Regions from separate parts of the Homo sapiens genome. Here all the other regions are linked to region 4. A link is an interaction called in ENCODE POLR2A ChIA-PET data of the cell type or tissue named here. Cell type or tissue: GM12878. All regions are shown on one strand. Links, peaks and the distances in the headings refer to the core of each region. The heading gives the core; the rest is flanking DNA.

Evidence for each region. Peaks named below come from ENCODE experiments on the same cell type or tissue, not always from the same donor. Only the 100,000 strongest peaks of a DNase experiment are listed, where the experiment ranks them.
Region 1: POLR2A ChIA-PET joins it to region 4 with 34 read pairs; 4 of 35 experiments call an interaction of 5 or more read pairs at or near these places.
Region 2: POLR2A ChIA-PET joins it to region 4 with 76 read pairs; 3 of 35 experiments call an interaction of 5 or more read pairs at or near these places.
Region 3: POLR2A ChIA-PET joins it to region 4 with 36 read pairs; 2 of 35 experiments call an interaction of 5 or more read pairs at or near these places.

Annotation. Positions count from the first base shown.
Region 1 is chr11:109,953,346-109,960,860 of GRCh38, forward strand. All of the region lies in intron 1 of LOC105369484 (a long non-coding RNA gene), which reads left to right. Among named protein-coding and RNA genes, the nearest start is that of LINC02715, 130 kb to the left of the region's middle. In GM12878, for the core only: no CTCF peak of the experiment used is centred there; DNase peaks (open chromatin) are centred at 3,066 and 3,861; H3K4me3 peaks cover 478 bases; H3K27ac peaks cover 2,044 bases.
Region 2 is chr11:109,967,643-109,975,157 of GRCh38, forward strand. It overlaps LOC105369484 (a long non-coding RNA gene), which reads left to right. Exons shown (of 3, transcript XR_948004.2): 2 at 4,684-4,763; 3 at 4,866-5,353. Among named protein-coding and RNA genes, the nearest start is that of ZC3H12C, 120 kb to the right of the region's middle. In GM12878, for the core only: no CTCF peak of the experiment used is centred there; DNase peaks (open chromatin) are centred at 3,189, 3,654, 4,619 and 4,969; H3K4me3 peaks cover 790 bases; H3K27ac peaks cover 3,048 bases.
Region 3 is chr11:110,073,647-110,081,161 of GRCh38, forward strand. No RefSeq gene overlaps it. Among named protein-coding and RNA genes, the nearest start is that of ZC3H12C, 16 kb to the right of the region's middle. RefSeq lists enhancers at 2,697-2,991, 4,080-4,249, 4,550-4,599. In GM12878, for the core only: no CTCF peak of the experiment used is centred there; a DNase peak (open chromatin) is centred at 4,395; H3K27ac peaks cover 1,459 bases.
Region 4 is chr11:110,022,957-110,030,471 of GRCh38, forward strand. No RefSeq gene overlaps it. Among named protein-coding and RNA genes, the nearest start is that of ZC3H12C, 67 kb to the right of the region's middle. RefSeq lists enhancers at 1-302, 4,573-4,732 and a silencer at 5,043-5,122. In GM12878, for the core only: no CTCF peak of the experiment used is centred there; DNase peaks (open chromatin) are centred at 4,435, 5,095 and 6,085; H3K4me3 peaks cover 484 bases; H3K27ac peaks cover 2,817 bases.

The DNA.
Region 1 (7,515 bases), core at 1,086-6,085, 70 kb before region 4:
TATTTTGTTCTGCTACTAATTTTTCATTCTGTTGAGGTCATAGAACACACTTTGTATGATTTCAATCATTTTAAATTTGTCAAGGCTTGTTCTATAACACAGAGTATAATCTATCTTTGCACATGTTCTATGGGACCTATGGGCCCTTGCATAGAAGGTATATTCACTGTTGTTGGGTGGAGTGTTCTATGAAAGTTAAGTTAGATCCTGTTGATTAATGATATCATTGAGTTCTTCTATATCCTTGTAATTTTTGTTAATTCTTGCTACTCATTGTTTCTCTATTCCTAGAAGTCTTAGAATCCCTGGCTTAGAAGCAGGGAAGAAATAGTGAATATTCAGCTTCTTCTTCTTCTTTTTTTTTTTTTTTTTTCTGTTTTTTTGAGATGGTGTCTCCCTCTATCGCCCAGGCTTGAGTGCAGTGGTGCAATCTTTGCTCACTGCAACCTCCACCTCCTTGGTTCAAGTGATTCTCCTGCCTCAGCCTCCCCAGTAGCTGGGACTACAGGTGCACACCACCACACCTGGCTAATTTTTGTATTTTTGTAGAGATGGAGTCTCACCATGTTGTCCAGGCTGGTCTCAAACTCCTGACCTCAAGTGATCCTCCCACCTCAGCCTCCCAAAGTGCTGGGACTACAGGCATGAGCCACCACACCCTGCCCAATCTTCTAACTTCTTAAATTAGCAAATGATGCATATTTCAAAGACAAGAAAGCCAGATCTTTCATTTCTCATTCGCAACAGCCAAATTTCATTAAGAGGAAGCAAAATACTTTCATAGATTTCAAAGAGTTAAACCATAGAGGGTTTGAGTATAGAATGTTTAGTGTAAGACACTGAAAGACAGGCTATGTGATATGATATGGATATTATATCCCACTAAACCAGATAAAGCATTCCTCCCAGACATGAGGGAGGCAGGAAACAGACAGACATAGGTGAGTATCCAACCCCCCAGGATTGAGACCCTTAGTGAAAAGTGTAAACCCCTAGGTAGGTTTGAGGAACTGAGGACAGAAGAGTATGTTTTATGCTAAAAAAAAAAGATTCATTAAAAACAAGCTTGGTGTGTGCCATAAGCCATCATAGGATAGATTCAGGGAACTAGAAATGAAAGTATAGCATACTTCAGTAGAGAGCCTTAGTGTTCCTGGCTTCATAGTAGCTCCTATCCAGCAGTTCCTGCATGCTGCAGGGGGACAGAAAACCAAGAAGGGGAGACAATGAGGAGGACCCAGAGTACAAGGACCTGAAGATCAGACAGCATGGCTACACCTAAGGGCACCAGCAGCAGAGGCTGGTGCAAGTCAGAAGGATGAGCAGGGACCGGCAATACAAGCAGAAAATGACCAGCAGGATGAGATACTCAAGTAGAGGCTAATCCAGGACAGCTCACCACTCCTGCCAAGCTACTGTATAAGCTTCCACTTGTACTCAGAAGCCATAATAAGTGGTATAGACAGGAGACAGGGAAATACTGCACGAAAGAGGGTGGTTCCCCAGCAAAGACCCCACCTTCAAGCAAGCCTGGAAACCCACAGCACTAGATGAAAACAGGCATTCCTGTTTTTGTGCCCAAAAGTTGCCTTTTGGCCCACCATGCACCCCTATCCTGTACATATATAAACCCCAAACTCCAGACTCCACAAGCCAATGAACAGAAGAGCAGAACGGAAGAACAGCATGGCAGAAAGAAAAAAAAAAGGAGTATCTGAATGCCAAGAGAAGATCAGCTGCGAATGGTCGGAGAGGAGAACGGACACCGGCTGCCCAAACTCCAGGGGAAGATCATCTTCTTACTTCATCCCCCTTCCAGCTCCCCATCCACCCCACTGAGAGCCACCTCCACCACTCAACAAAACCCCTGCACACATCCTTCAGGTTTATATATGACCCAATTCTTCCTGGACACCAGACAAAGACCTAGGTACGAAGAGGGCACTGAGCTGGTTAACACTTAAGCCATCCGTGGACAGCAAGGCTAAAAGAGCACACTGTAACACAGGCCCACTTGGGCTTTGGGGGTTGCAGGATCCCACCCACAGACACTGCCATGGGGCCTGGGCCCAGGGGTGCTCGGTCCGGCTCCTGCACCTGCCCATCTGCATGCTCCCCCTCCTGTAAGGAGTTTGAGTATGCACAGTGCCAAACAGACAAGCTACACCCCTGTTGCATGTCCTGCTAGGGGGGGTCAGGGAACGCTCCAGTTTCATCAGCAGTAAAGCAGGACAAAAAGGAGGAGGGAAACATCCAGGAGAGCAGGGGCAAGGAGTTACAGGAGCCCTTGAGAGAAAAGGACACCCCTGACAACCTGAATTTTGAATCAACAAAATTTAAATTCTTGGTAATTACACCGAAAGACTAAATTCTAAACCAGAAGAAAATCAAAGTGACAAGGTTAATTTGTTTATTGTTTGTTTACTTGATTTGATTTATTTTTTTTTCTCTCTCACTGTTATTGAAATAGGGGCTACTTGAATTCAACTGTAGAGGTGTTTAAAAAAAGAATCGTGTTTATATGTGTGAGGTTTGTGGGACCTGCTTAAAGTTTTGGTCCTGGAAGGGTCTTCGAAGGCCATCTAATTCACGTTGTATTGAGAGGAAATAGACGATGAAATAGGAAGCAATTATCTCAGGACTACAAAGCCAGTCACTAAAAGGGCCAAGACAAGATTGCACATTTCCAAAGGCACCCAGACATGTGAGCATTCAAAATCAAGAGCACTTTCACCCATAGTCATTGATGATGAAAAACACAGGTTGAATACATGTGGCTGCTTCTGATTTTTAAGCACACACAAAACTCTTGTACCACTGGAGCGAACCCACCAGCCATCAATGACTGCATGACGCCTTTCCCCCAGTTCTTTGCTCTCAACAGTAATTCCCTTTGCCATAACTTTCTGTTTTCTGCAGTGCCAGCCAGTCGTGACTGGTTGTGGCATCTCTAACAAAAGATACTGGATGTTGTTTTAAAGTCCCATGGTTGCATTTCAGAGCTAAAAATAGGACTATGCTATATCATCTGATATTTTCAGATGATCAGCTACACCACTTCCCTCCTTTCTGAAACTTACAGAGGTAAGTGAATTTTAAAATTTTGTTCTTTGAACAGCTCACTTTAGAGAACAATAGAGCCATTACACAAGCATACTTAATTTCAACTCTATACATTTAGCCCATTTCCCCCAACCCACTTTCCCCTCATTTCATGGGCTACTAAAAATATAGAACTAAATAGTGTGGCCCACCTGGAAATGAGTGTGTACACTGTTTAGCCTGAATGAGTGCTTGTGTGTGTTAAAGGAACAGGCTGCCTTCCAGGTGTCACCTCACATTTGGTTTCATTTTACTTTTCTCTAGTCATATGCCTTTGCCCTGACTTCCATGCCTGTTTTTACATTTTATTTTACAGAAATTATGTATTTCTGTAATGCAGTTTATAAAAATGATAAGAATATTAATCAATGTGCTTACTTTCATCAGCTTCAGTCAAACTTCTATTTACCCATCTTCAAATTATTTGCTCAAATTATATCTACAAGGCAAAAGGAAAGTAAATAAGGAAAGAATCCTGCTACTGAGGATTAAAAGCACCTTTTACATAATAACTAATGAATTTTGCAGACTGGCTGTGAACATGGCTGACAGCATCAAATAGATATGCCAGTGGTGAATTTTTGCTCTGTCCATGTGAATATAACCTTAATTTAAGATCATAATAAAATTTGAAACAGTGAAACAAGAGTGAGATTTAACCTCATTAAGATCAGGGAGCACATCTTCTTTCAATAACTATTTCAAACACGTTTACATATAGACTCACGCAGGCAAAGTAACCACAATTACTGTTTTTAAAGTGAAATACGTTAATATGTTACCTATTCTACAGAAACACGTAAGAACCTTCGGAAGCAAAATAATAACATCATTTGAAATATGAATAGTTACCCGAAAACCTATAGCAATCCAAAGCCAAATTTAAGATGAACAAACTTAAGATGTCCAAAATTTAAGTTGAGACAGCCTTTTGCTCTTGGCAAGCTACAAAATAAATACAAGTTCCCCTCCCTTTATGTCACACACACAATTTAGGGGAGCTCACTTGGACAATATTTGTACTGTGATACATAACGTCATCTAGAATATAAGTCAGAGTACCCAGCTATTTCTCTCTTTTGTGATTATTCACTTTAAAATTACAAGTTCTGATTCATTTTTAGATTTCAAATGATCAAAACTTTTATCTGTTTTTAAAATGCCTATATTCCTTGGTTTTCTCTAATCAAGGAAGTGAATAGGTATCTTAGCAAGAGAGGTCATGGGGAAGATTGCAAGCATTATACTATGCACTGTTGAGTGGGTTCAGAATAGTTTATATTATCATAAAAACAAATTGACATCAATAGCATAATTGCTGCATGAATAATCTTAGAACAAGTGAGACCTTTCAAGGCTTTTTTATTGTAAGCAATCATTATGCTCACCACATAAAACAAATGCCTTCTGGGAACTTTTAAAATAAGACTCAGCTTTTTCTAGCTTGTATTTCTTGGTTTCAACATGAGATATCTAAAAGATGAAAGAAGCTGTTCTGGCTATAGGGATAATACTGTGTGTAGCCATGGGTGATTTATGCAGTAAATTAAGGGAAAAAGTTGCACATGTAATGAGATATTGGTGAGCGAGTTCTCATTACCATCATAATATTTGGCACCAAAATTTAATAACTCCTTTTGCATGTGAATGCAAAAAAAGAGCATTTTAACATTAATTAAAAGCCCATAATCATACTGGATGAAAGAGAGAATGTTAACCCAACTTTACATATGAGATACGGAGTCACGGAGATTAAGAAAATGACCCAGGCAGATTTTTTAAATTATTCATAATGCCACAATATGTCGATGGTGAAAGGGAAATCAGCATAGACTCCCACAACTACCGCTGTTCTCATCATTGCCTTGTATGGAACAGAAGCCTGGTAATTAGGGCTTCTGATTTCTACAGATGTTCCCACTCCCTCTTCTGCCCTGCATTCCCTCAGCGCTAATGAATTCAGTATTAATTTGCAATCGATGATTGAGAAAATAAAAAGCTGTCTTCAATTCCTTTAGGGCAGAAAACAGTTCTTTAATTTTCTCTGAATTTCCCCATATTTCTCTGGTTCAGCTTCATGAAATGTGCAAGCAAAGAGTTCCTAGGTTGAGCAAACTTAAAGGGGTTTCTTTACTCCAAAAATTCTCGGAGCCTTGACTATACCGATGTACATTGCAAAGCTCCAAGAAAGAAATATTACTTGCAGATTTATGTGACCACAGAATCTGCGTTTCATGGATGTGGTAGGCAGAATAATGGCCTCCCAGAGATGTCCATTTCCTAATCCCTGGAAATTTACAAGGCAAAGGGGATGGAACTTTACAAGGCAAAGGGGAATTACAGTAGCAAATGGAATAAAGGTTGTTAATCAGCCAATCTTAAAATAGTGAGGTTATCCTGGATTATCTGTGTGAATCCAATATAATCACAAAGGTCCTTAAAACTAGAACCGGAAGGCAGAAGACAGTGTCAGAGTGATTTAGCATGAGAAACACTTGACCAGTCATTGCTGGCTCTGAAGATGTCAGGAGGCAGAGGAGTATGGGAAGCTCCAGCCTCCAGAAGGAATGCAGCACTGCTGATACTTTTATTTTAACCCAGTGAGACCTCTTTCAGATTTTTACCTCCAGAACTGTAAGATAATAAATTCGTGTTGTATTAAGCCACCAAGTTTGTTGTAATTTATGACAGCAGCCATAAGAAACTAATACAGTGGGGCCCATTAATGTCTTACTAATACCTCCCAGAATTATAGTTCTGTGTTACAATTTTTAGAGAAATGCTATTCAACCTGTAACAGGGGCCCACATCAGACTGTCAATCAATAAATATTATAGACTGAATAATTCATTTTTTTTGTATGAGAATTGTTAGTATTTGGTCATTAAGCCAGCCCATCTGTTAGCCTATTTCACTATCTTTGCATTTTATAACAACAATTTCTACCAGCCATTTTGAATCATGAAGCAAAAATGCATTTACTTTAAATGATGCTAAAATAAACGGTATGGAATAGATTCAGTGCATCTCAAATTTTAATGTGCATGCAAACCACCTGGAGAATCCTCTTAAAATGCAGATTCTGATTCCGTAGCTCTGGCATGAGAACTGAGAGTGTGCATTTCTAACACGCTCCCAGGTGACACCAATGCTGGTGATCTGTGGACCAAACTTTAAATAGCAAAGAACAAAAGAGGACAACCCCTGTCATACCCTCTATTCCCTGCCATAGAAACCTTTCTGTTCTCCCTGTAGTCCCAGCTACACGGGAGGCTGAGGCAGGAGAATGGCATGAACCCAGGAGGTGGAGCTTGCAGTGAGCCGAGATAGTGCCACTGCACTCCAGCCTGGGTGACAGAGCGAGACTCTGTCTCAAAAAAAAAAAAAAAAAAAGACTTTTCTGATCTCCCAGGTGGAATTAGGCAAATCCTCCTTGCTCTGCTTTTAGGACCATTACTGATCCCAAACAGAAAATATTCAAGGAATTTTAGTTTAATACTTAGAAGACTCAGCTTCTAGTTAATACAGTATATTTGTAAATTATAAAATAAATATAGTCTCATGAAAGACAATTCATAAAATAGAAGAAAGAGTAATTTTAATCATCCACAGTCTCAGCACCCAAAGATATGCCTTATTAACATTCCAATGTCTTTCCTTCAAGACTTCTTTCTCTACAGAGATTCTGTTTTACATATTTGACATCATATTGCATATCTCAATTTTTTAATCAAACATCATGTATGCACATATATACATATAAAGTGGTGACAGATTGAATTATTGGTCTCAATTCTTCACTCCTCTCTAATAGAATTATATATCCACACTCTTGCCACTCTGGGGAAGAGCATCCCAATTTTTCTCCCTTCTAATAGAAATATGTCTTTACTTTCGCCAGGCTGGTGAGCAGAGAGTTATTCCCAACACCTTGACTTTGGGATTAATCAAGTGATTTACATTGGCCAAAGGGTTATTAGTGGACAAATATTTTTTAATGTAGGTTTTATTATTTAAGATATGGCAAAGCCAACAGATCAGGAGACAGCTACCACTGTAAACATAGTTTGTTACACTCAACAGACCCCAAGACAAAAGGGCATGCCACACCATAATGCAGGGCCACATGGGGAAGCACCAGGGTCAGTCAAGGGCAGAGGAAGCAGGGAGAAGATTTTATTGTCATTTCTGCGGGAAAAATAATGGGCAAGGCAGGGTAAGCAGGTTTAGGATTGGCCACTTTGAATAATTTCAGTGGACTCTATGGTACAGTTGTCTGGTATTTGGTCCTGGAGTATCGGCCCAGAATGTAAGAGTTCATTAATGGAGGTGTTGGGGGGTATGAGCTCTGGAGTAGTTGGTTTGTGTATGAAAGGTGCACTCTTAGGCCAGTAGTTTGCTATCTCTAGGAAT
Region 2 (7,515 bases), core at 1,191-6,190, 56 kb before region 4:
GCGTACGGGTTCAAGTTGACAAAGGGTGGACTTGTGATTGTTAATACTGAATGTCAACTTGATTGGATTGAAGGATGCAAAGTATCGTTCCCGAGTGTGTCTGTCAGGGTGTTGCCAAAGGAGATTAACATTTGAGTTAGTGGACTGGGAGAGGCAGACCCACTCTCAATCCAGGTGGGCACCATCTAATCAGCTGCCAACATGGCTAGAATAAAGCAGGCAGAAGAAGTTGGAAGGACTTGACTCATTGAGTCTTCCGGCCTTCATCTTTCTTCCTTGCTTCTTTCATCCTCAACTATCTTTGCTTCCTTTCTTCCTGCCCTCAACTATCAGACTCCAAGTTATTCAGCTTTTGGACTCTTAGATTTACACCAGTGATTTGCCAGGGGTCCTGGAGCCTTCAGCAACAGACTGAAGGCTGCACTCTTGGCTTCCCTACTTCTGAGGTTTTAGGACTCAGACTGGCTTCCTTGCTCCTCAGCTTGCAGATGGCCTATTGTGGGACTTCATCTTGTGTTTGTGTGAGTCAATACTTCTTTATAAAAGTCCTTTCATATACACATCTATCCTATTAGTTCTGTCCCTCTAGAGAACCCTGACTAATACAGGTTCCAAGGAAAGCATGGCTACCTTGCAACAGAATTGAGAGTACATAAACATGGCCCAGAAATCCTGCATTTATAGGGAATAAAAAAATAAACCTATATTGAGAAAATTTCTGTTAACATGAACTAAAAGCGATTGTGACTTTTTGAGATATAAAACTGCCTCTAGTCTCCTCCTACCCCAACCTTCCACAGGGAGGGTGCAGGCTGAGAGGGTGACTCAGACACCAAATACGGCATATTCTCCAATGCCCACTTTAGAAGTGACCAAGGGGGATTTTGGCAAGGGACTTCCCAAAGAGTGGAGCCAAAAACCATAGAGAAATAATGAACTGAGGTTTGGGGAGCTATGCCCAGGGAGCAGTAATGGGGTCTAAGCCAGTAAGAATATTCCCTTCTCCCAAGGTAGGGGAACCTGGCAACATTGATCAACGAGGATTTCACAATGGCTATAAACCATGACCGCTATGTGCATCTCACTCTTCTCCTACTAGAAGACACCAGCAGGGGATGAGATTTGGAAGGATCTTGAGATGGACGCAAGCACCTGTGGGAGGGATGTGAAGAAAGGCAATGGAAAGCAGACTGGGGTTAATTGAATTATTTGTGCCTGTTCTTTTTTTCCCTCAAAAGAGAATTAGACATAACTCATTCTTGCCATCTTCTCAAGGCAAGCAGAGGATACTTCCCCATCCCTCACTTTAGGCTGGGCCATGTGACTTGCTTTGGCCAATCAGAAGTTGGTAGACATGAAGCAAGCGGATGTGCTGTGTGGTTGCACTCATCCTCTTGCCCCCTAGGAGACTCCCATGAGAAGAGCTTCCCCCTGGTAGCAGATACCCCTTCAACCTGGGCTCCAAAATGAATACAGAGCAACATACCTGAGCCCAGACCTGCAACCTGCAGCCAAGGCCGGTTTACCTGAAGCCAAAAGCAGAGTCTCATTCCAGCTAACCCGCAAACATAAGCAAAATAAGTAAATGTTTGTTGTTTTCGGCCAGACAGATTTAATGTTTGTTATGCGGCTTTATTGTGGCAATAGCAGACTAAGATATGTATTTTCCCATGTCATTTCATATTCTTTAAAAAGCACTCTTACAAATACATTGATTCCATTGAAAAATTTCATTTAGTTAACTATTTCCTGATTCTGAAATATTAGGGTTTTTACTAAATCTGTTTTTTTGCCTCTATTTTTTGCTTCTTATAACAATGCTATTAATAACATATTAATCCATAATTTTTCCATACTTTGATTTATTTTCATAGGGTTAAAACTGGATAATAACATCTACTTCCCAGAGCTGTTGTGATGGTTAAAAGACTTAAAATAATTAAACGCTAAACATATCATCTTTCATGTAATAAGCATTCAGTAATGATTGCTATTGTTTTTTGTTATAGAGTTCCAAAAGTAAGAAAAACAATTCCAAGCTCTTGATATGAAATATAAAACTATTTTCCAATAGTTATACCAATTTATACTGCTAACAGCATCATGTGAGTTTTAGCATACCTTCAAACAACTCCATTTTTTTAACCTTGGCTATTTTGACAGTTGAGAAATAATATCTTGCTGATATTTTAATTTTTATAGCTTTTATTACAAGTGAGGTGGAAATTATTTTATAAACTGTCTAACCATTTATACTTTCTCTTCTGCAAATTACCAGTTAACACGTCCATTTAATATGCCCATTTCCATCCAGTCATGATGTTGGTCTTCCTCTGACCTGATAGACTTACCTGGTGCCAAAGAACTGATTGATTTCTGTGCTTTTCAATATGATAGCCACCTGTGGCCACTGGGCACTGTGCCACAAGTTATAATATTTTGGATATAGTGAGTTTAATGAAATATATTATTAGAATTTATTGTATATGTTTCTTTTTACTTTTTAAAATATAGCTACTAGAAAATTTTAAACTACATATTTCTATTGGACAGAGCTACTTAGACCTTTGAATATCACTTGCTCTGAAATTCTTCTTGGTCAAAACTCTCATTGCCCACACCCTTATGTTGGGTTCTCCTGCTATTACATGGTCTATCAGCCATAGTCTGTTGTTAACCTTCTAGATAATGCTGTGTTGAGTCCAATCCCTCTCCTCGAAATCCCTGCTGCATTTCATTCTCCGAGTCTCACCTCCTCCTAATTCAGTTCCATCCTCCTGTGATTAATCCTCCCAAGTCTCAACACATCTCAATTAGGTTCTATTACAGATTCCTGGATGAAATGGCAAACTTGATTAGGATTTTTAAATCCTATAATGTGTGTTAAATAGATTATACTCACTGCTATCTATGTTTATATTCCATTTATTCTATTTCTAGCAATAAAACATGGCTTTTCAAATGCTGAGTATTTTTTATTTGAAAGTGCCATTGAAAGGTTACAAACATACAAAGCTAATAAACAATTGCATATGTTTTTCAAATTCCCCTACCTCTGCCCACACCTTCAAACGTAACCACTGTGAATCCTCTCAAAACCACAGTTGGTGAAGACAGCCAAAGGTTATATCTGTAGCCACGAACCCTCAAAAGTTTCCTAACACCAACTCCAGCTGACTAAAATGTCACAGACATTTACTTATAATCCCTGGGGTTTTTGAATCTATAAGGCAGCATGGGTATGGGTTAACTTACCTGGCCACAGTAGAATTTTTTAAAGCCCTTTATGAAGGATTCAAGAAAAAGAAGTCTGTAACGCTGATGCAAAGTAGAATTCTTAATGTATTGAAAGGGATTATCATATGTCACGTGGAAATTCAACCTCGTTTTTTAGATCCACAGCTCTTTCCTTGTTGCCTAAATTCGTAATCGTGAGGCTCATTTGCCTTAGAGAAGTATCTGCAGCACATTTTTAATGCCAGACCTGCTCCTTCCGCCGTTCTTGCCCCTTTCCAGCAAGCTATTTCCCACCTCCCCCAACATCCCCATGGCTGCCCAGGAATTAAAACCAATTTGAATATGTAATCATGTGGAATAATAAGCACAAGTGTACTCTCTGGGGTGCTCTCTGGCTGCTACTCATCTCCTTGCAACTAGTTTCCTAAGTGCCTTTGAGAGATGCTGAGAACGCCATGTTGACGGTTAACCTTTTAACAGTTTTGCCATTCTCTGTTCACTCTGGCTACAAGCCCAGCTCTAAAGGAGGCACAGGAAGTGGGGTGAAGGAAGGGTTTCCTTCCTTCTAAGACTCACTGGAGAAACATTCTCCATAGCCTGAGGAAGAGAGTTGAGCAGGCTTTGAATAGTGTATTTTTAAAACATTCATTATTCTGACAATGGAGTTTCATGAAACTAGCTTTTATTCCTTTTATGCAAGTCAAACAGAGATTGCCCAAAACATATTACCATGCCAGGAAGTAAATAACTATTGCCTTGTTTTATGAATATGAGAAATTTCTGTGAAGATGCCTAAATATTTTGATTAATTTAAAAGCAGATGAGCTGATGTGTAGGTATTTACAACATCAAAGTACTTTTCTGATTGACTCAGTTTCAAAAATGCAATATAAAAGGTAGAGCATTCATCTTAAATAGCAATTTAGAAGTGGATGCTTTGGGTATTCTGAGGCATTCAAAATCTGATTATTTTGATACTGATACTGCTATTTTGATGCAAACACTGCAGTGATCAATTTGGTGGATGTGAGGGGAGGGCCTCACTCGGTATCTAGTATTCCTTATTAAAATGTAAAAGCACCCACTGTACCTCTTGAATATATAAGAATAATGAGCCATACCAGTAAATATCTGAATTGCAATCAGTGTTGTTTTGCCTGTATCGTCTCATTTCATCTTCAAAGCATGTGTCTGGGAGATAGATATTATTAGGAGTAATCACTGATGTTGCTGAGATTGAGACTTCCTTCGCAGTTGGTTATAAAGATCTAAGAATAAATCATCTTTCTTGAACTCGAGCATATCCATTAAGGTCAGAATTTCTGCAGATTGAGCTGGAGCTATTTTTAGGTACGGTTCTAAAGCAGCTGCAATTCAAGTGTCACAGTGCATGCCTTTTTGGCTCAGCAGTTGATAGTTCTGCTTCGTGCTACTCTCCTTCCCCAGACTCCTGGGACCATCGCATAGAGGGTGCTTGAGACATGCTGCACTGGACGATGCACACACCCCATCTCTCCAACATGACTGTAAGCCCCTTTAGTTTTACAATATGCAAAACCTTAGCACAGAGCTCTACGCAATTAATATTGACCAATGTTCATTGATAATAATGTTCTATAAAATTTCAGAGGCCACCAGGATGCATCACAGTCCTGACCCCAATGCAGGAGACTGAAAGTCACCAAGGACTGAGACATGCTGTCGAGCCACAATCAGAAGAGAAACTGGAGTTGAAGAAGAGCCAGGTCTGGCCACACAGAGAAGTGAAAACCTCCATTTAATGGTCAGAGGCAAAGTACAAAGTTAGGCATCAGAGAAGTGTTCCGTTTTGGTCACTATTATTTCTTAAGAATCTTTCTGAACACTCCAGAACTAAAGGACTAGAAGTCCAGGGCCCTTGCTCTCAGTGTCTGATTAGCTGCTGTCATCTGCCTCGAAAGCTGCCCCATGGTTTTTTCCATCCTTGCTAGCAGCACAAACCAACTGGTTTAGCCTAACATTGATAAAACTACAGAATCTCAGATTTGGAAGGATGCTTTTAAAGCAAATAGCCAAGCTCCTAGCTAATTTTCTAATTTTGTTGCTACAAGAATAAAGAATTTAATGTGGGTGTGGAGGGAGAGTTATTTGAGTCCATTTTTCTTCTGGTCTTTCCCCTTTTCCAAGTATATAGGCAATCCTGCACTCATTGCCTCAGGGAGGGGAGGCAATTAGTCAGAAGATATAAATAGCCAATTGGCACTTTTTGTCTCTGTGTTTTAAAAGAGGGAACTTAGAATTTTGGGGATGATGTCAAGATCAAATGTGTGGGAGAAACAGAGGTCAAAGAGCATTGACTTCCTCCACCCACCACCTAGAATAGGATTCTCTGAGGTCTGAGGCATGGAGAGTGAAGAGCAGATAATGATGAGAACAGACAGAATGAGGGGTTCAAGAGCCAGGTTCCCTTCTTTCTGGGCAGTAGGTAGCAATACCCCAAAGCAGGAGGTAGCAATACCCCAAAGAGGAGATGGCTTCGTGCAGGGTCTAGGCACACCAGTTCATTGCCTCTTAAAGATTTCTGGTGTGAACCTGGGAGGCGAAGCTTGCAGTGAGCCGAGATCGCGACGCTGCACTCCTGCCTGGGCGACAGAGCAAGACTCCGGCTCAAAAACAAACAAACAAACAAACAAACAAAAACCAAACAAGATTTCTGGCCCTCAAGCTATGCAGCAAAATATCTCTGTGAGCCTCCAGTTCTAAAAGGCCATGCTGCAAGCCAAATACTCTCTCAGGGTAACTCAATGGGAACAGATGGCTCAGGGACCAGAAGGCTCACCCTCCCTCAATGTACTGCTAAAGGCACTAAGTAAATCCCAACAGGGTCTTTGTCTCAACCCCCGGGAAGAAGAGAGAAACCAATAATAATCGGAGAGTGTTACCCTTAGCCTGCTAGTACAAAGATAAAACATCAAATTGAGTTAGAGGAAATGTTATTTTTCTAGATCAATGCAGTCTATGGACTGAGATTCATAGATCTACTATACACATAAACACATGTAAAACTACTTAACACATAAAATGTTACCTATATTATTAGCAATGTAATATTATCAGTGAGTTGAAAGTCAGCTACAAAATCTGAATGTCAATTGACCTCCACGTGGTTATCTTATGTCCAGATGGAAAAACGTTGGTTCAACTCATTGTCTTTTTAAAATCCATTCTTAAAAGAGAAAATATTAATTAAAGATTCATTGTCACTTTAGGAGAAAGAGAAAAGAAGAAGGTGGAGTAAGTGTCTAGCTTTATTCCACAGGAATTTGTCCTCGTCTCTGCTTCATTCAGCACTCTGACAATTCCCTGGCAAAGTGTAGAATGTATATGCATCTCCATTAGATTTTTTCGTCTGCTAGATTTGACTATTTGTTTCAACTACGCTCCTTTTTTTTTTTTTTTTTTTTAAGAGATGGAGTCTTGCTCTGTTATCCACCCTGGGGTGCAATGGCACAGTCATAGCTTACTGTAATCTTGAACTCCTGGGCACAAGTGATCCTCCCACCTCAGCCTCCCAAAGTGCTGAGATTACAAGTGTGAGCCACTGTGCACAGCCCAATTATGCTACTTTTGAGTATTAATTAAGACAACTGAGATTCTGGCTGCCCACCCAACATCACATTATGCTAAATTTAAGCACCATATGAATGTACTTCTTTAATAACTTCTTTACTATTTTCCTTGTTCTTCCACTTTACTATTTCTGCAAACCTCCTAATATAGACCATTCAGTCTATCTCCCTTTTCCTCTCCTACACCCTGCTAGCTCAGCATGAGCTGCTGGAGAAAACTCCCACATCAGTGCAGATTGGTGTCACAACCGAAGCAAGGCTTCCAAATGCAGCTGGCCATCAGCATTTCACAGGAATGGCTCTCCTCCCTTGGCCAGTGGCATCACTCTCTCCTGATTCTCCTCCTACCTCCCCGCTTTTTGTTTCTCTGTCTTCTTTATAAGCTCTTTTTCTTCTTTTCTTAGATATTCATTCTTCCTGCGTTCTGGCTGGGGCGCTCATTCAACATGCCCCTCCTGGGAAATCTTAGGCATTGTGATAACTTTGACAATCTATACAAGCTAATGATTCCCAGATCCTTATCTCCAGCCTAGGGCCTTCTGAGCTCTGTGTCTGTAAGTTAATAGACATCTCTAGCTACATCATTAACACATTTTAAACACAAGTCCTAAAATTAACTCATTTTCTATTATCTCATCCAGCAACTCCTGTATTTCCAATTTTGAAAAAG
Region 3 (7,515 bases), core at 1,391-6,390, 50 kb after region 4:
GTTCTAATTCCCCTGACATGATCTTTGTCTACCTCTTCACCCACTCTGTTCCTTGCATGCTCTACTTAGTACTTAATTATCCCATTTCCCTGATCACTCTGTCTTTCAATTTTTTATGTCTTTGCAAATGCTGTTCCTTCTTACCCTTCCTTTGCCAACTCATCCATCTGGCATACTCCCATTTATCATTCAAATTACTGCTTAGGACACCTTCTCCTAGATGCCTGCTGGCATCTCCTCTATTCTTTTCCTCCTTCCCCAAAGTACTCCCTCCCTCTTCTGTACTGGAGTGGTAGAGTGCAACAGTTTCTAGCTTGCTTTCCAAAGTCAAATTCATCTGAGTTCATCTCCTGGATGTACCACTTAGTCACTATGTGGCCTTGAACAATGTATATAATCTTTCTGGGTCCCAGTTTTGTGATATGCAAACTTTCCTGATAGACAGTAATACTATCTATCCCATAGGATTGTTCAAATTAAATTATATAAAGAATACACAGTACTTAGAACAGATTCAGACACATAGGAAGCAATTTTACCATTGGTCATATGACATTAGGTTATAGTTATTTATTTAGGTTCGCTCTATCCCACTAGAATGGCAGCTCCTTAAGAGTAAGAACGATGTTTTATTCATCACAGGGCCCAGCATACAGTAAATGTGGGTTCTGAACTGAACCTAATAACGGTATAAAATATGTATATCATAATTCATTGCAATTCAAATGCAAGGAATTTTAAATAACAACTCATAGGGACAGCTGTGCTAACTGCAATTAGAGATCACCCTGTTCCCATGGCCTTTTAAAAACTTCCTCTTCCTATATGGCTTAACATCCATCATTCTACAGTTATCTATCAAATGCCTGCTAGGTGCCAAAGCAGTGGAGATACCTTAGTGAATGTTGGCAGCCCACACCTCCAGAAAAGAAATGAACAAGTAAACCAGCTCTATTAGTCCATTCTCGCATTTCTATAAAGAAATGTCTGAGACTGGGTAATTTATAAAGAAAAGAGGTTTAATTCGCCCACAGTTCCACAGGCTGTACAGGAAGCATGGCAGCATCTCCTTCTGAGGAGGCCTCAGGGAGTTTTCACTCATGGCAAAAGGCAAGGAGGGAGCAGATATCTTACATGGCAAGAGCAGGACTGAGAAGGAGTGGGGAGGTACTACACACTTTTTTTTTTGAGATGGAGTCTGGTTCCGTCGCCAGGCTGGAGTGTAGTGGCGCGATCTCGGCTCACTGCAACCTCTACCTCCCAGGTTCAAGGATTCTCCTGCCTCAGCCTCCCGAGTAGCTGGAACTACAGGCACGCTCCACAACACCCAACTAATTTTTGTATTTTTAGTAGAGATGGGGTTTCACCATGTTGGCCAGGATGGTCTCGATCTCTTGACCTTGTGATCTGCTCACCTCAGCCCCCAAACTGCTGGGACTACAGGCGTGAGCCACCGCGCCCACCCTACACACTTGAACAACCAGATCTAACAGTAACTCACTCACTATCATGAGAACAGCGCCAAGGGAACGGTGCTAAACTATTCATGAGGAACCACCCCCGTGATCCAATCACCTCCCACCAGGCCCCACCTCCAACAGCGAGGATTACAATTGAACATGATATTGGGGTGGGGACACAGATCCAAACCATAGCTACTGTAACCGCCTAATGGGTCCACCTGGCCCGTTGCCTAGACAGAGCCGATTTATCAAGACAGGGGAACTGTAATGTTGAAAGAGTGATTACACAGAACCAGCTGTGCAAGAGACCAAATTTTATTATTACTCAAATCAGTCTCCCCGAGCACTCAGGGATCAGAGTTTTTAAAAATAATTTGGCGAGTATGGGCTCGGATAGTGAGGAGTGCTGATTGGCTGGGTTGAAGATGAAATTATAGGGGGTCGAAGTGAGTTCTTTCTTGCTGACTTCTGCTCCTGGGTGGGATTGCAGAACTGGTTGAGCCAGATTATTTGTAGGTCTGGGTGGTGTCATCATCTGCTGCATAAGAATGCAGGGTCTGCAAAATATCTCAAGCACTGATCTTAGGTTTTACAACAGCGATGTTATTCCCAGGAGCAATTTGGGGAAGTTCAGACTCTTGCAGCCAGAGGCTGTATGGCATGGCATAATTTCTAATTTTGTGGCTAATTTGTTAGTCTTACAAAGGCAGACTGGTCCCCAGGCAAGAAGGGGTTTTTCGGGAAAGGGCTATTATCAATTTTGTTTCAGAGTTTAAACTATAAATTCCTTTCCAAGGCTAGTTTGGCCTACGCCCAGGAATGAACAAGGACAGCTTAGAGGTCAGAAGCAAGATGGAGTCGGTTAAGTCTGATCTCTTACACTGTCATAATTTCCTCAGTTATGATTTTTACAAAGGTGGTTTCATTACCAGCTTATACCATAAAGTCCTGCTGGGAGTCACAGTGGGATACCATGCAAAATGCTGTGAGAAAACTTCAGAGAAGCAACTAACCAATTTTTGGAGTCCAAGAAAGGAAATCCTGCTGGAATTAGGAGACCATAGACTTTTCGAAGTGTACCCTTTACCCACTTACCCACTAAGTGATCAACCTGTTGCCCAGAGGCGCCCCTTGTCCAGAGACATCCTGTGCTAACTTGTTCTTGCATTGCTATAAAGAAATCACCTCAGACTAGGTGATTTATAAAGAAAACAGGTTTAATTGGCTCAGGCTTCTGCAGGATGTAGAGGAAGGATGCATCTGCTCAGCTTCTGGGGAGGCCTAAGGGAACTTTTACTCAAGATAAAGGTGCAGCGGGAGGAGGCATGTCAAAGGCAAAGACAGGAGCAAGAGAGAAAGTGGGGGGAGGTGCAAAACACTTTTAAAGGACCAGATCGCTCAAGAACTCATGCACTACTGAGAGGACAGCACCAAGTCATCAGGGATCCACCCACATGACTCAAACACCTCCCTCCAGGCCCCACCTCCAACGCTAGGGATTACATTTTAACAGGAGATTTGGTGGGGACGCATATTCAAACTATATCACACACTTCTGTTACTATTAAGGACAGATTCTGAACAGCAGTGCCTTAGGGTCTTGGACAACGCTAACTTCCTTACAGCATTACTCCCGGAAGGATATCCAGCCCTTAGAAGCTGATATAGTTAAAAGCAAATAGATTGTAAAAACCATAAAATGCCTGGGGCCATGCTAACTAGAGCTCTGAGGCCTCTGAGAATTGACTGCAGTAAATCTTCCTGTCTTATGCAACCACATGTCTCTTCTTAGAAGGATCCAGGTTTTTTCAAATCACCCGTTAAAATTATTCATCCATAAATTATTTTTATTATGATCTAAAAGGCTTTAATTCTGTTTGATGTAATCCGTGCTTTACATACAAAACATTCTGAGATAATCTCTAAGTTTTCATCAATTTATTAGACATCTACTGAGGTGCCATGATCATTATCACAAACTGAAGGGTTTTCATATCTTGACTTTTTTAATTCTTTGTCTCCAATCTTAATTATCACACACTCAATTTTCCCACACCTGTAGGTTTATTTATATAGTGAAGTAATTTGGGGAAGGGTATAAATACACTGAAGAATGCAAAAGTCAACAGAATCCCTCATCAGACTTTCAAATGGCTTCTGGACATAGCTCAGCTGTCTCCTTTCTGGAACTTCCAAACTGTATAGCAGGGGCTCCTTCCTTTATCTGAGCATCACACTAGGGCATGCTCAGGACAGTTCTCTTTAATTCATACTTTTTTTTCTTTCCATGTCAACTACAGTACTTTGCCCCTGGTATCACTAACAGAATATAATTCCAGGTGTTGAATTTGAGTTCATTGGTAAAGGTTAAGGGCTCTGATTGTCTGGAAGAACTCAGTTTGAATTTTAACTCAGCCACTGACTAGCTGTGTGACCTTGGGAAATTTACGTCACATCTCTAGACCTAGTTTCCTTATCTGAATAGAGTGGTTATAAAGATTGCATGAGATAACATATGTGAAAAGCTTAGATCATTTTAATAACCAAGAATCTTTCTGTTTTACATGTATTAACTCATTTATCCCTTATAAGATGACCATCCCATGGGACACTTAGGGATATATGTCATGTCACTATTTTACAGGGAGTTCATATCTCCCCTACATGGTACATTCTGTAACTCCCAGTCACAAAGATGAAGGCCAGCTTTCTTACCAAGGCCAGGCTTGAGGTGCTAGTTGCTCTAGGCATACAAGCCCTCAAACCCTTCTAAATAGCGCTTTTCACATGCTCCACGCAGCTGTTTCCCTGAGATAGGCAGCCTGCAACTCTTTGCACTAGCTGCAAACATGTCTCTGCATTTTAGTCCGACAGAGCTGGCTTTGCTGACATCAAGGACGTGGTGCAAAGCACAGCTCTTTAGTTTCCAAATGAATGAAAATGACATATTGAAAGCGGGGCTGGCCACAGTATCTAGCTAGAAAACAATAATGACTCACAGGAAAGACAAAGACTGAGTAAGCACCAACGAAAGGCCACTCATCCCTTCATTAACATCACTGGGGAAAATATGGTCTCACTATGGAACAACCAAAAACATACAGACAAAAGTCTCCTGGGCTTTTGAGCATAGTCTAATTCCCATCTGGCTTATAAATTTCCTAACTTCTAAATTAATTACACTAGGAGTTGGAAGAGAATAAACAGTGGCCATAGATATTAGAAATTTTTACATGTGGCATGTATCTGCATCACGACTAGCATTGCTAATCAATTGTGAAATGACTATTAGGTAGCTTTGATAAGAGAGTTTCTTATTAGTCTTAGATATTGGACTACAAAAATAGTCCACCAGCAACAAAAAGAGATTGAATCTTCTTTACTACATCTGTATATTGTCAGAGGTCCAGACAGAAATCTAAAAAATATATAAGAATAAATAAAATATTTATTGTGATACTCCTTCCTTGTTTAATATATTATCATGACAATACATGTCTTAATGCTATGTAATTTTGGCATATCTTAAATATAAAAGTGTCCAATTGATTCATTATTTTTATAGCTAATTATTCAATATATTAACAATTATATTTGTGCAACAAAAACATATCTTGATTTTTAATGCTGGTAAATGTTAAGATTTTGAAGTAAAAATACTATTTACATAATATTCCTGAGAAAAATTATTCAGGTAAAAGGCTCTTGTGAATCACTTTCTTGGGGACCTTGCAGGAATTACCAACAAAAATTGAGAGCCATAAAGGAAATGTCTGAAATATTAGAGGCTGTGTGTCAAAGTATCTTGTATTAACTAAATCAAGCGCTTATTAACAGAAGACAAACCTTGTATATATTTTTAATGTTTTTGGCTCCCCAGCATCTAAGCCCCTTCACTATGCATGAGAAACCTCATGAGGCAGAGCCCACCTCCCACTCTAGAAGCTGAACATTCTAAGTACTAGCTTGCCTGGCCTCTCTTGCAGCTAGGATGATGGCATGTGGCTTTGAGTCATCTGATTGGATGCATTCCCCTCACATTTTGAACCCAGAGCTCATGACCAAAGAAGGAGGAACCTCAAGGAGTCCATTCTGGCAAGGGTAATAGCAGGGACAGAAGCTATATTCATTTTGCAGAAGCAGCAAGCATAACAATTCTAGTGGCCACCTCCAGTGCCAGCATCAGGCTGGAGGTAAGACAAGCTGTGGTGTCAGTGCCTATTGGCAGAGGCATTGATATCTTCCTGGAATACTTCTGTTGCATAATGTTGGTCATAGTGCCAGGCTCCACAGCCTCCAAGCTCAGTTCTCCAGCACTTCTAGAGACTGTCAGGCATACCAATATTCTTTAATAAATTCTATCACATGAGACCAGAATCCTGATTATTTCATTGTTTTTACTTTAGAAAACATTGGACTTCTTTTAAAATAAAAAATGAACAAAGTTTTCAATATTTATTTTTAAAAATATTTACTCCAGCTATATATTATAGCTTGGGGAATGAGGTAGTTTCTCAAGCAAGCCAAGGTAATGCACAGGCTAATTAGTTAAGAGAGAAAAGGACACAGAAACACAAGTTTTGCAATGGCAAGGCAATTGTCAGCCTTGAGATTGCAAAAACATGTGCTGTGAGTTTGGGGTATTCTCACTTTAAATCCCAGAATATAGTTTCCAGGAGGCAATGACTGTGTATTAACATGCAATGTGCATCAGCATTTAACTGTTTTCTCTTACCTCTGCAGTCCTCATACCATACTTTGGCTTCCAGCCTGTTCTCTCTCCTCAGCTGACTGGCCTACTAAGGGGGCGTGGCTTTGGGAGAAATTCCCAACCACTGAGAACATCTTGGAAATCCTAGGTCGGGCTAGGGGCAGTGGCTCACGCCTGTAATCCCAGCACCCTGGGTGGCTGAGATGGGCAGATCACCTGAGGTCAGGAGTTCAAGACCAGCATGGTCAACATGGTGAAATCCCGTCTCTACCAAAAATACAAAAATTAGCTGGGTGTGGTGACACACACCTGTAATCCCAGCTGCTTGGGAGGCTGAGGGGGGAGAATCTCTTGAACTTGGGAGGTGGAGGTTGCAGTGAGCCGAGATCGCGCCACTGCACTCCAGCCTAGGCAACAGAGCAAGACTGTCTCAAAAAAAAAAAAAAAAGAATAGAAGGAAAGACTCCTAGGTCAACCTTCTGGCCCCATTGAACTTGCTCTCATTTTATTAATTCTCTTTCCACTTTCTTGTCAGAGTTCCTTAATACAATTTTGCTTCTTTAAAGAAGATCCTTAACAATGTATTGTACACAGTACTTGAAAATTGCTAAGAGAGTAGATTTTAAATGTCTCACCACAAAAAAATAAGGTGAGATAATGCATATGCTAATTAGTTTGATATAGTCATGCCACAATATATACAAATATCAAAATATCACATTGTACACCATAAGTATATATAATGATTGCCAATAAAAATAATTAATTTCTTAAAAAAGGAGAGTCTTGGCTAGTCTACTGCATTTCAACCTAATTCTTAGGAACTAAAATCATAGCAGTGACTTGTGCATGTGTAGACCGTTCTGGCTTGAGTTGGCCAAATATTATCTCTCACTAGCATTAAGGAATTTCTTCCTCCTGTAATTCTGAAAGAACAGAAAACCATCTGAGAAAATTATATCCATCCTATTCCCAGAGAGTAGTGCCACTTTAGCAAAGTATCTTAACAAAGGGTTTTTAAAAATTAACTTAATAATTCCATTTAAAAATGTTTGTCTTAGTAAGTTAAAAGGTTATTCAGGACGTGGATGATTCAGGGTGGTTGTGTTTTATAAAGTGCTTTCCAAAGCAAACATCTATGACATTTTGAACATATCTTTTTTTTAGAGATGGATCTTTTTTCTCGCTCTGTCACCCAGGCTAGGAGTGCAGTGGCATAATCTCAGCTCACTGCAACCTCCACCTCCCAGGTTCAAGCAATTTTCCTACCTCAGCCTCCCAAGTAGCTGGGATTACAGGCGCCTGCCACCACACCCTGCTAATTTTTGTATTTTTAGTAGA
Region 4 (7,515 bases), core at 1,662-6,661:
TGGCAGATGCAAATGCTTCCTACTCCCCCAGTTTTACCTGGAAGAGAATATAAAGCCTCATGCCCCATGCGACTCCATGACTGAGCTGACTTCTTCCCATTTAAAAGGCAGACAAAGCCCAGTGTGGTGGCTCACGCCTGTAATTCTAGCACTTTGAGAGGCTGAGGCAGGTGGATCGTTTGAGCTCAGGAGTTCGAGACCAGCCTGGACAACATGGTGAAACCCCATCTCTACTAAAAATACAAACTGAGGTGGGAGGATCACCTGAGCCTGGGGAGGTCAAGGCTGCAGTGAGCTGTGATCGCACCGCTGCACTCCAGCCTGGGGGACAGAGTGACACCCCATCTCAAAACAAGTAAAAAATAAAAGGCAGACAAGTGGGATTTTCACTAATCTTTTATGTTCAGGCAAAACTAGATGCTTTCTTAATTGACTTCCTCAGTAAAAATTATAAAATCATATGGTAGGAAGGAGAGAAAGATGAAAACAAGTCCAGGTTTCTCTACATGGATTTAGCCTCCTAGAAATAAAGACAGATGGCACATTATGGTCAAGTCAAAAGGCAGGAGATTGCTTATAATTTTTTTAACTTGTACGAATAAGTATTGTAGAAGCCATTAGGCAGATATACTGTAGAAGTATTTATACAGTAGATAAGCACACCACTATGTACAATAGTTGCATTAGTTAGGGCTATTTGTTTGTAAGCAATAGATAGCACTCTTTAACTATCTTAAAATAAATGTATCAGAAGGATGTGAGGTTCACAGAGGCAATGAAAGGCTAGAACCAGGAACAACAACAATGGCTTGTAGCAAGAACAGTATGATCAAGGAGCCCTGCTAGGATGGGATGGGAATCCAATTATTGTCAACATCATTGTTCTTCTGCTCAATATTTGAATTCCAAGGAGGGAACAGCAGATTGGCTTAGCTTGTATCATTTCCAACCACTGGGGAGGAGTAAACAGGACCCCTGATTATAGTCCCAACTGATGATACCCAGTGGGAAAGAGAAAATTCCTTAAAAGGAAGTCAGATAAGAAGGAAGGAAGGAAGGAAGGAAGGAAGGAAGGAAGGAAGGAAGGAAGGAAGGAAGGAAGGGAGGGAAGTGGGGAGGGAAGTGGGGAGGGAAGTGGGGAGGGAGGGAAGGAGATGGGGAGGGAGGGAGAGAGGGAGGAAGGGAGGAGGGAGGAAAAATGACTGTTGGACAGCCAAATAACTTCAGCTATTTAATAGTTTAGGTTACATTTCCCAATTTTTTTTTTTTTTTTTGAGATGGAGTCTTGCTCTGTCACCCAGGCTGGAGTGCAGTGTCGTAATCTCAGCTCATTGCAACCTCCACCTCCTGGGTTCAAGCGATTCTTCTGCCTTAGCCTTCCACGTAGCTGGGACTACAGGCGTGTGCCACCACATCTGGCTAATTTTTGTATTTTTAGTAGAGACTGGGTTTCACAATGTTGGCCAGGCTGGTCTTGAACTCCTGACCTCAGGTGATCTGCCCACCTCAGCCTCCCAAAGTGCTGGGATTACAGGGGTGAGCCACCATGCCTGGCCTCCCAATTATTACTAGTAAGCAAATTCAGTAAGATGCATATGATTTCTCCATGTGCCTCTCTCTATCTGCCCCTCTCAAGGCTAATCAGCCTTTGACAGAAGGCATACAACTGGAATAAAAACTTTCTTAGTACTATTGAATCAGTTCTTTGAAAGAGATATAGATAAACCAGAGTAACTTTTGAAGACGGGACCAGTACGGTGAGAGAATCTAAACATCATAATATCTAAAGAAGAGCTTAAGAAACTAAGAATATGTAATCAGAAGGAAAAAGTCTCAGAAGGCATAGAAAGTACAGATTAGCTGCTGTCACATGTTTGTCGTGTTTTGATGACCTTAGAGTTACCATCTTCCCAAATTGTTGATTTGGAACCTATGGGATTCAGAACCAATGGACAGATTCAGAAAAAAAATGAGAGAGGGTTGGCTCTGTCTTCACTGGGTATCAAATGCTGAATTGATTCCTGTTGGAAAGAAATAAAACAATATGGGAAAACTAAGAGGCAGTGTTAGCAAATTGTATCAAAAGAGAATTGAGCTAGATATGACAATGGCAACAATAATGGCTTTATTTTGAACACATAATACTAGGCACTATGTCATACTTTTAAAATATCACTGCCTCTCAAACCTTCTCACTCTAGGATCCTTAATGACAGAAGAAAAAGAATTATTACTTCCAGATCCCTGGAGACAAAAGAATTCATGGCAACAGTAAGATTGTTGGGAGTTCTTAGATTTTACATTAAAAAATCATGACACTTTTAAATTCTGCTTCATAAGACAGTAGTGTTTATTTTAGTTTTTATATTTATCTGCCTTTTGAGATAGACAGATATAGATAGGATATAGATATAGATTCTTAAAAAATATAGATAGGGTCTCGCTCTGTTGCCCAGGCTTGAGTGCAGTGGCACAATCATGATTTGCTGAAGCCTCAAACTTCTGGCCTCAAGCAATTTTCCCACCTCAGCTTCCTGAGTAGCTGGGAGGGCGGGTGGCGCATACCACCACACCTGGCTAATTTTTTAATTTTTTTGTGTTTTGAGACAGTTTCTTGCTTTGTTCCCCAAGCTGGTCTCAAACTCCTGGCTTTAAGCAATCCTCCGGCCTCAGCCTCTCAAAGTTCTGGGATTACAGGCATTGAGTATCATTTCCGACCCTTGAGGAGGTGTAAACATGACCCCTGATTATAGTCAGGGGTGGTGGCATGCACCTGTAGTCCCAGCTACTAAGGAAGCTGAGGTGGGAGGATCACTTGAGCCCAGGAGTTTGAGGCTTCAGTGAACCATGATTGTGCCATGGCATTCCATAAATAAATACAAATATATATGTATATATATTTTTTATTATATATCATATTTTGTAATATATAAATATACATTTATATTTACATAAAATTTTTTGAAACTCTGGGACCTGCCCTTCAAGAGCTGTATTTATCATATAACTTGTTTGAGGGGGCCTCTTGAAGCACCATTGCATAACTCTGTGGGTATACATACTCCAGTTCCTGAATGACAGCCAAATATTTAGGAAGAGGGTGTTTTTAATATAGTACTCTTCGAATAATATAGAACTCTTTGAAGATAGAAACTTGTACACAGAGTGACTACTAGGTTCCCAAGGATGATTTCAAACCAAGGATGATTTCAAAATCAATTGGATTTAAGTCTACTCCTTCAATTTCCCCAGCAGAGGCACCTCTATCCCTCAGAATTATCCCAACTCCTAGGATGTGAGGAGTGAACACTCAACTGCTATAGGGTAGGGCAAAAGGTAGCAAAAGGTCAAGGACAGGTAGATGCTTTAAATAGACAACCATTTAAATGTCTATCCAAATGGACAACCCAACAGATAGAAGAAATTAACTAGTTCGCTGCTGAATTAAATAAGCTCTAAGTCCTAAGCTCTATGTCTCCTATTCCTACAGTAGACACTAATATATTCAATGTACTTTTGTCAGTGAGCCTGGCAAAAATATGGCACTTATTAAATTATTCAGTTTTGAGCTGGAAGAAATCTTAAGGCTAATTTAGTGCAGCCTCCCTCATTCTACAGTTGAAAGAACTGAATCTCTATAAACGTAAGTTGCTTGCTGAAGATAACATGGATTTAGAACTGGGCTGGACCCTTTTATTCCCAATTGAATGTTCTTTTTACAGTGACAAGGCAAGCTGTCATGGAAAGAGAAGCTTTAAAATGGTACACACAAGTGCATCACTTTTCTGGCCTTGTGACCTTGGGCAAGTTTCTAATCCCTTTGAGCACCAGTTGTCTCATCTGTAGAGTGCGAATGATCATAATCTTCAATGGATTCTTCCAGGGACTTAAAGAAGTAATGCTTGCAAAGGAACTAGCACAATGCCCAGCATATGGAATTTGCCTATGAAAATACTTTTGTTCTCCAATTTCCAGCCCTTCTTGTTGGGTTGTTTGCCAAGTCCTCCTGCTGATACTGCACCCATGGTATTAGGAACAAGAGTGGACTTTCCCCTCCTCTTTATAAATTATACAACAGAGAAAGGGGGAGGGGAATGCAGTGAAATATTAACAGTTGAGGAACTGGATGAGAGGAGCCTGGGAGATCTTTGTACTTGCAAATGTTCTGTTTAAGCTTGAAACCATTTCAAAATGAATTATTTTTCCATGGAAAAATAAAATGGACACCTCCACATGTTGCTTTCTTCCATTCCAAAGCCCAATTGCATAGCAACTGGACTGAGGTTTTCAACCCCAACGTGTAATGTAAACTACATATTAGTAAGCTCACCCTTCCAATCCTCTGTTCTAGAGGAAGTAGGGCTTGTGATTCCCCTTTCATTTGTTGAACACATAACACAAAGAGGAACTGTTCTCAGGCTCAAGTCACGGGCTGGAACTCAGAAGTGCTTTGGTTTAAATGATGAATGCATGGTCACCCATGTTTAACCACCAATTGAGAGGAGGTCACATGCTAAATCAGAAAAGTCCCAATGAAGGGGAAAGTAATTGAGAGTCTTTTGTACCCAAAATAGTACAAATAGGTTCCAGCTGAGAAGGAACTCAAATTAGTTTTCCTTTCACAGAGCTTTAATGCTGTATTTTTCAACATGATTTGGAAGACACCTATACCAACAAGTGTTATCATATACACATTCTTCTTTATCTGATAAAGCACCAAGATCCTGGTCAAACCATAAGTTTGGTAAGCAGAAATGGCCCCTACCTACATTGTCTTTAACTACACGGAAAGCCCTTCATGTTTTGAGGTGTAAATAATCTGTAGACAGTTTCTACAAGGAAAAGAGGAATAATAATAATATTGTCTTAACAAGGATCTTTTCAGATCAGAGTAGAAATGCTAGCATAAATCCAAAGCAACTTACCCTCACCTAAATCTCAGCATAAAACTCATTCATTCACTCGCTTATTTAGTATTTCTTGAATTCCTCTTCATTGCCATTTACGCTAGATGGTGATTAGGGGATATTATGGAGAGTAAACCAGATGTGGTCTCTGCTTTCACTGACCACAACCTAGTGGGGAAGACAGGCATGAACAAGAAATCATAATGAGTGGTATGAGTTCTCAGGCAGATGATGTGGGGAAACACACAGGAGGGGCACTCAGCTCAGTCTAGTGGGGCAGGGGGGCTTCCCAGAGGTAGTTACATCAAAGCTGAGATCCAACGTTCAAGTTAGAAGTAATCAGCCAAGAATGTTTCCCAAGCAGAAGAATGACATGTGTCATTATCTGAAGATTAGAAATCCCAAAAGGCTGAAGTGTGGAGTGCAGGAAGGTTGAGGTAAGGAGGAAAAATGAGACCAGGAGGAGGTTTCACATGGCACATGTTGAATGTTAAACAGCACATACTCCCTCCGAGGGAAGACCTTTACCATGGAGTTTGCAGGGCTGTTTCCCTGGCCTTCTTTCTGAGACCCAATTTTCCCTTGGGAGATAAGATGACCTGGGTAAAGTGGACTTTGGACAAATGTGTTCTGTAGGCATGTTTTCTTTTGTGTCTTCTCTCTCCCTTATTCCAGTCCCTTTCTTCAATTCTGGTGTTATAGCAGAAATAATTAACATTTATGGTATGTGCCTGGTACCACCAACTCTCAAAATAACCCTAAGGGATATTATTATTATTCCTATTTTACGATAAGCAAACTTGGGCTCATGTACTAACTTTCCCAAGGTCATAGTACTAATAAATGGCAGCACTGATATGAGAACCCAGTGTTACCTGAATTCAAAGCTCATCCTCCTAATTATCCTGGTACCCAACCTCAAGTCATGTAGTTGGCATCCCATTCCCTGCAAAGCCTTTCTCTCAGTTATCTATCAGCTAGTTAATTAAATGAAGTCATTATGGGCTGGGCACACAAAAGATATTCAAAGTGCTGATGACTGCAGTATCAACTGATAGAGTTAGCTACATTAACCATGGTGTTTAAATAGGGACTTCTCTAAGACTAAAAATACCTTTAGGGCTGAAAGCCATGAAACTCTTCCTATGAGAAGATGAGTGGCGTTGATAGATGGAGTTGTAACCATGGCAGCCCCTTAAGTCATACCATGGAAACAACTGAGTGCTTTCCTGCTTGTTGCTATACTACTTGCTCTTAGGTGATGCATCTGAGGTCTTAACAGAAACCCATCCCACACCACCCCTTTCTTCCCCTGTCACATGAATCAGAGTGTTACACAGAGGAGAAAAATTAGGCCCTTTCCTAAACTGCACCTATAATAGCAACTACAGAAGTAGGAATTTCCACCACGGTCAAAAGGGAAATTTAGAACACTCTCATGCCAAAAATGTTCTTCCTACTCTGCAATCCATGGAACGTATATATTTTTTAAACCAACAATATGACTAGCTGTGTGTTCTTGGAAAAAAAAAAATTCACCTTTTGGAACCTATTTTCTTTTTTCTATTTTTTTAAAGCTTCAGAAAAATTATCTCTAAAGATCACTCCAGGTAAACAACTCTAAGAAACAAGCTGCATCGAAGAATTTTCTCAGGTGGTATCTTAATGCATCTAGATACAGCGTGAAGTTGAAAGGGACTTGAGGGACCTTCTAAGCTAACCCTGCTAGACTGCTTCACTAATCTTTGCTTTCCTTATCTCTAGCATAAAAAAATACTCAAATGTTTGCTATTGTTGAGCGACCCCCTAATCTGATGTGAGAACCCCATATGATATCATCTCTCACACATGGCCACTGTCCATTGCGTGTTCATTATACACCTCGAAGGCTGAGAAGCTCACTAATTCTGGAGACAACTCATTTATTTTTCGGGCATCTATAACTGCTATTGACTTGTCTTTAGAGTGAGCCAAAATCCACTTCCTGTCATTGTACTCTTCAGAGAAAAACACTCTGGACCACATGAGAGGTGGCCCAGACAAAGGACAAAGCTGCATGGGCTTTAATAAGCCATAAAGTTATGAGGGCCCTTAAAGGTCATCTTTGAGCTTCCTTTCCACTGGATGTGTAAAAAATAATCTATGCGAGGAGAAAAGACAAAAATACTGACCTTGTGAACAAAAGGAAATGGGGTGAAAGCGAACCAGGCCTCCCTGTGAACAGGGAGCGTGTTCATGCTTTTTTATAAATAAAGGATGAGAGGGGCCCAATCCAAACTATAAATGACCCACAGGTTCTTCTAGTCATGAAAGAGAGAATGTGAGAAACTCAAATGAATCACTTTCTTAATTCAGGCTACTAGGCAGACATGACAGTGAAAAATGTGTCCCAGGAGAAAGGGTCGTGCCTATTAAGACAAGTGTAGTGTCGTTTCAAACACAACTTCCCTGCACTCTGATAAAAAGCCTTGCTGGGCTGCTCAGTCTCTAGAGAAAGCGCCCCATTCACTGCCTCACACCCTGGGAGAAGGAGTAGAGGCCACTTCTGAAAAGACAAGTTGTTAAGTAAAGTGCAATAGAGACGGGCCACCTGCCAAGGGTCAAGGGT